Regions from separate parts of the Homo sapiens genome. Here region 1 is linked to region 2. The links are chromatin loops, found by intact Hi-C in ENCODE. Cell type or tissue: GM12878. All regions are shown on one strand. Each heading gives the region's core, and the rest is flanking DNA. Links, peaks and the distances in the headings are about the cores only. Region 1 overlaps GAS7 (growth arrest specific 7). Region 2 overlaps GAS7 (growth arrest specific 7).

What was found. Hi-C counts contacts between places; a loop is a spot of excess contacts. Peaks named below come from ENCODE experiments on the same cell type or tissue, not always from the same donor. Only the 100,000 strongest peaks of a DNase experiment are listed, where the experiment ranks them.
Region 1: a loop joins it to region 2, with 2.5 times the contacts of the local background. A loop is called at or near these places in 3 of 110 quality-filtered maps.

The regions. Positions count from the first base shown.
Region 1 is chr17:10,039,457-10,042,259 of GRCh38, forward strand. All of the region lies in intron 1 of GAS7 (growth arrest specific 7), which reads right to left. Among named protein-coding and RNA genes, the nearest start is that of RCVRN, 140 kb to the left of the region's middle. In GM12878, for the core only: no CTCF peak of the experiment used is centred there; DNase peaks (open chromatin) are centred at 1,245 and 1,877; H3K27ac peaks cover 2,215 bases.
Region 2 is chr17:9,986,808-9,989,610 of GRCh38, forward strand. All of the region lies in intron 2 of GAS7 (growth arrest specific 7), which reads right to left. Among named protein-coding and RNA genes, the nearest start is that of RCVRN, 83 kb to the left of the region's middle. In GM12878, for the core only: a CTCF peak has its summit at 1,189; a DNase peak (open chromatin) is centred at 1,974; H3K27ac peaks cover 764 bases.

The DNA of each region.
Region 1 (2,803 bases), core at 290-2,789, 53 kb after region 2:
GGATCATTTGAGGTCAGGAGTTCGAGACCAGCCTGGCCAACATGGCGAAAACCCATCTCTACTAAAAATACAAAAAATTGGCTAGGCATGGTGGCGGGCGCCTGTAATCCCAGCTACTCAGGAGGCTGAGGCAGGAGAATTACTTGAACCCGGGAGGCAGAGGTTGTAGTGAGCCAAGATCATGCCACTGCACTCCAACCTGGACGTCAGAGTGAGACCCTGTCTCAAAAATAAATAAATAAATAAAGACGACGAGGCTGGCCACCTATAGCAGGACTCACTCACCATGGCTCGTCTTGCGTTCAATCTTGGGGAGACCGAGGTGACACAGCCAGCATCCTAATGTCAATCGAGGGATTTTCCGTTTAGGGGTGTGGCACCCTCTGGGGCTCCCAGAGGGGGTGACAATGTGCCTTTCCCTTGGACATATCAATTCCTTCTGTGTCCGCATCCCACCTTCCTGGTCTTTTCTCTTACATGCCTGACAGCAGGGCCCATCTCTTCCTTCCTAAAGTTACTGACGTGGCTGCTGGGGGGACTCTTCCTCCCTCTCTAATTGCTGGGTTTCAATCTGCTGCAGGAGTGGCTGTGAGGATCTTGTACTGAGCACTCACTTTGGACCAGGCGCTGTTCTATGCTTCACATGTTTCATGTCACTTAATCCCTCTAACAAACCAAAAAGGAAAATTCTATGATCGCCCTCATTTAACAGAGGAAAACAGAGGCTCCTGCGAGAGATTGGGCAGGATGGGTCAGAAGAACAAGCCACAGGGGCAATATTCTAGGCCATGGGGCCAGCCTGAGCCAAGGTGAGAGAGAAACCGTGTGGGTAGAGGCTGTGGGGGAAAAGCAGGTGGATCCATTCATTAGAGTTTAAGAGGCATGGGAGGTGAGAAATATAGTAGTGAAGGATGGCATCAGATCATGGGAGGCCATGAGGACACCAAGAACTAAGAAATTTCGATTCTATAAAGGAGAAGAAACCATCAGTGGATTCTGAGCCAGGGAGAAGTCACAATCAGGGCTGTGCTTTGTAGAAATCATCATGATACCAGGGTATAAAAAGGTCAAATGTGAGGGAGAAACTAGAGGGAGGAAACCGGCTATAGAATCCCCCCCACCTTCTTTCTCTCTCCCCCCTCTCACCCATCATAAAAACAAGAGAAAGGCAATGCTCAAGCCTACACTTGCAAAATGGTCCCAAACCAGCCATGAAGAGGAGGCAAGAGCATCACATCCAGCGGTGGGGAGTCCCCCACCGGCAGCTGAGTTATTTGCATCTTCTCTCTGCAGTGTGGGAGGAGAGGCCGGGTGACGAATCCACACACTCGCTTTTGAGGTCAGACATGCTACAGAAATAGACAGGACCAAGATACTTTTCTGTTCTTGGAGATGGGCTCTCACCCATAAGAAGGTAAAAGCGGGCCGGGCACGGTGGCTCACACCTGTAATCCCAACACTTTGGGAGGCCGAGGCAGGTGGATGACCTGAGGTCAGGAGTTTGAGACTAGCATGGCCAACATGGCAAAACCCCACCTCTACTAAAAATACAAAAATTAGCCAGGCGTGGTGGTGTGCGCCTGTAATCCCAGCTACCAGGGAGGCTGAGACAGGAGAATTGCTTGAACTCAGGAGGCAGAGGTTGCAGTGAGCCAAGATCGTGCAGCTGCACTCCGGCCTGAGTGACAGAGCAAGACTGCCTAAAAAAAAAAAAAAAAAAGAAGAAGGTAAAAGCAAAACTTCATTTGAACCTAGATGGCCAAGACCTTCACCTTCAGTCCTTACAGGTTTGTGAAATTAAAATGGCCATGAAAGCTTTCATAGCCTGTGACTCCTCAGTTTTGTAACAGCAAAGAGGGGACAGTTTTGATGCTGTTAAACATTAACAGCCGTCTCCGACACCACTTTGACATTGCATCACACAGACGAACAGATACAATCACAGACAACAATGCATCACTCCAGGCAACACACAGAAATCACTGTCATTGCAAATCCCAGTAGGGCCCCCAGCCAAGGGCAAGGGACCTTTCCGGGCCATTACAAACCAGGAGGCTGATCTGCTGTGGCCTGACCTCAGCAGAACACACTAGTCCTGCAGACATTTAATTCTTTAGGATTCCCCAAAGTTAATCTCTCAGAGTATGGAAGACTCACGAATACATTCTAAGGGTTTACTGTTTGGGTTCATCCTAGCATCTCAATCCAGAAGTCACTTTGGTTTTCCTTTATTAACCATCCTTAGTGATTAGCGTTGGCCGTGAAAAACACGCTACTGGTCTCTCCTTGTGGCCTCTGCAAATAGATAGGTTGCTACATATGAAGCCACACACACGAACGGCAGACAGCAGAGAATCCGTGATCCCAAAGCAAAAAGACTGATGATATTTCCACCAACCTGAGTTTTCCTGAGTTCAACGGCATCAGATAAGACCAACCCTCTTATTATTTTTTTCGTTTCAGTCAAGTTGAAAACTGTCAACCAAAATAGGCCTTATTTGCTGTAGGCCCTTGTCCTCTGTAGGATGAATTGGGTTGTCTTAAAATGATAATTAATAGGCCGAGCACGGTGGCTCATGCCTGTAATCCTAGCACGTTGGGAAGCCAAGACGGGCAGATCATGAGGTCACGAGTTCAAAACCAGCCTGGCCAATATTGTGAAATCCTGTCTCTATTAAAAATACGAAAATTAGCTGGGCGTGGTGGCACGTGCCTGTAGTCCCAGCTACTTGGGAAGCTGAGGCAGTAGAATCACTTGAACCTGGGAGGCAGAGGTTGCAGTGAGCTGAGATAGTGCCACCGC
Region 2 (2,803 bases), core at 106-2,605:
CATCTCCTTGTCTTGGCGAGATCTGACCAACCCATAACACAAAGACACTGTGAGCCTGGGGCAGGGATGGTGCTGAGCCAGGCCAGGCCAGGCCAGGCAGACATCTGGAGAGAGCCACTGGGGCTCTGGCTGGGTGACCTCACCAGCAGCAGGACAAGTCACCCCAGAGGACCATACTACCCACAGGGAGGAAGCCGTGTCCAGGTCTTTTCCAATACAAGATTCCCTAATCTGCTTACAACACATCTGGCTCCTTGACCAAGTCACAGTAAGACTGAAGCGGCAGCTCCAGGCCTCAAGAGATGCTGGATTGAGACCCTTCTGCATTCTCTGGACGTCCATCCCTGTGGTCTTAGGTCATCCCGGATGACTGCCCACACTCTACTAACAGAGCCATGGCCACACAGGCCCCAGAGGTTCTAGGAGGAACAGTGCGGTCAGAGTGGAAGAAGTGAGATGTGCCCCGGGGAGCCTCTTCCCACCCCACCTAATTCACACAAAACACATATTTTCCTAGTGGTAACTAGAACTCCATTCAGACCTCTTCCGCTGAGACCCAGAGAGCCATATACTGGCCATGGATGAAACCAGTCTAAGGGAGGTACTATTTTAGCATTAATGCTAAGAGCCAAAGATGTTAATCTTCTCCTCAGCGAATGCCAGTGTCTACCCCACATAGAATAAAACTTATAAAGACAGCTGGGCACAGTGGCACACGCCTGTAGTCCCAGCTACTTGGGAGGCTGATGCAATAGGATCCAGGAGTTCAAGTCCAGCCTGGACAACACAGCAAGACCCTATCTCTATAAATGAATAAATGAATGGATGAGTGAGTGAATGAATAATTTGTAAAGTGAGAGACCAGTTGAAAGCTTGAAGACTATGTAAATCTGAGTTTCAAAGCACAGATGCCCCTTCTTCAAAATAATAATAATAAATTTTAAAAACAGTGAGCTAGGCGGAAGTTATTAATTTTAAATAGTCACTTCCGGGCTTCATTTCCCCTTGTTAAGGCTGCATCCTGCCTGCATTAGCAATATTGGGCTCCAGTGGGAAAGCCACAAGGAGCCCCTGGACCTAAGCCACTGGTTATGGTGACTGGCCATGGGCCCACCTACAAGCCTCTGGCCCCCAGTGGCCTCCTGCTGGGGCTCGTCCACTTTTCTTGGCTTGTGCCGGCTCTCTGCTGCCCCCTGTGGTTATCAGGTAAAATAACCACAGATACCAGAGCAGAAGGAAATGGACTCTGGGGTCTTGACTTTGATCTGAGATTCCTGCAGTCTTCTCCTCTTTGCCTCTCTTTATACTCACCCTTCTGTGCTACTTGCTCTATCTCCTCCTCCCCCACCACCAAATTTTCTTTCTTCCTTGCCCTGGTTTGGCGGTCTCTCTACCCATGGCTTCTCTCCTTGCCCTGTAGTCCTCACAAGGAGGGTCTGCCTAGCTATGGCCAGGTTTTTCTAGTCAGATGGCAGCCCTGCCACTCCGTTTCTCAGCCCTTCTCCCTTCCTACCCAGAAGCTGGCTTGCCCCCAGGCTATGCTGCCCTGTCCTCCAAGCGAGCCCCATTGCCTTGGTCCAGGCAGATGCAGAATTTGCAATCAGGCCACATTCTCCTGGAGGCCCCTGCTTATCTCCCTTGGCCAATACAAAAGCAGCAGTTCACAGAGACCTGGTTCCCTCCTGCGCACCAGAGTTTCCTCCATCTCTGGTTTTTCAATGCCTTCCAGTACAGCCATTGCTACAAGACATTTGAAATTCCCTCTTAAAAGTAAATGGCTGAGGCAGGAGAATTGCTTGAAGCCAGGAGGCGGAGGTTGTGGTGAGCAGAGATCGCGTCGTTGCACTCCAGCCTGGGTGACAGAGCAAGACTCCATCTCGAAAAAAAAAATTAAATGATATTTAAATCACAACCACAGTTTCTCTGCAGGAAAGAAACTACTCTCTGAAGAACCATTTACGCCTGGTCACGCCAAGCCCCTCCACATCTGGCATCCCCTTCAGCGGTCACAAAACACCTATGAGATAGGTGCTGTCATTTCCTTTTTTTTTTTTTTTTTGAGACGGAGTCTCGCTCTGTTGCCCAGACCGGAGTACAGTGGCGCGATATCAGCTCACTGCAAGCTCCGCCTCCCAGGTTCCCGCCATTCTCCTGCCTCAGCCTCCTGAAGAGCTGGGACTACAGGAGCCTGCCACCACGCCCGGCTAATTTTTTTGTATTTTTAGTAGAGACAGGGTTTCACCGTGTTAGCCAGGATGGTCTCGATCTCCTGACCTCATGATCCGTCTGTCTCAGCCTCCCAAAGTGCTGGGACTACGCGCCCGGCCCATTTCCACTTTTAATGGAAGGAACTGAGGCCTCAGTGAGAAGTGGCATCTCTGGAACTCAGTCTGACAACAAAGACCACCATTTTCTGGCCACACTCACCGTGTCTGAGCTCTAGGCTGGGACTCTGGGAGCTGCAGCAAAACAGTGTATTTTAATCTATAAACAACCCTTTATTTGAGAATCATCCTCAATATGAATATTATTATTATTCATTCAACACATATTTGAGGGCCTATTCTGTGTCAGGCACTGTGCTGGACACGGGGTTATATTGCAGGAAATATAAGTGGTTAAACTCCTCCTCCTTCAGCTTAAATTCTAGTGGTCATTATGCCATTCCATCTTTAGTTAATTTTAGACACATGCACATGTGTATAAAATGTGTATGTGTATAAAATTTTCCATAAGTGAAAACTTAAAAATTTTCTAATGGGATTGGGGGAGGGAGTTGTGCCAGGAGACAAAAAATAAGCAA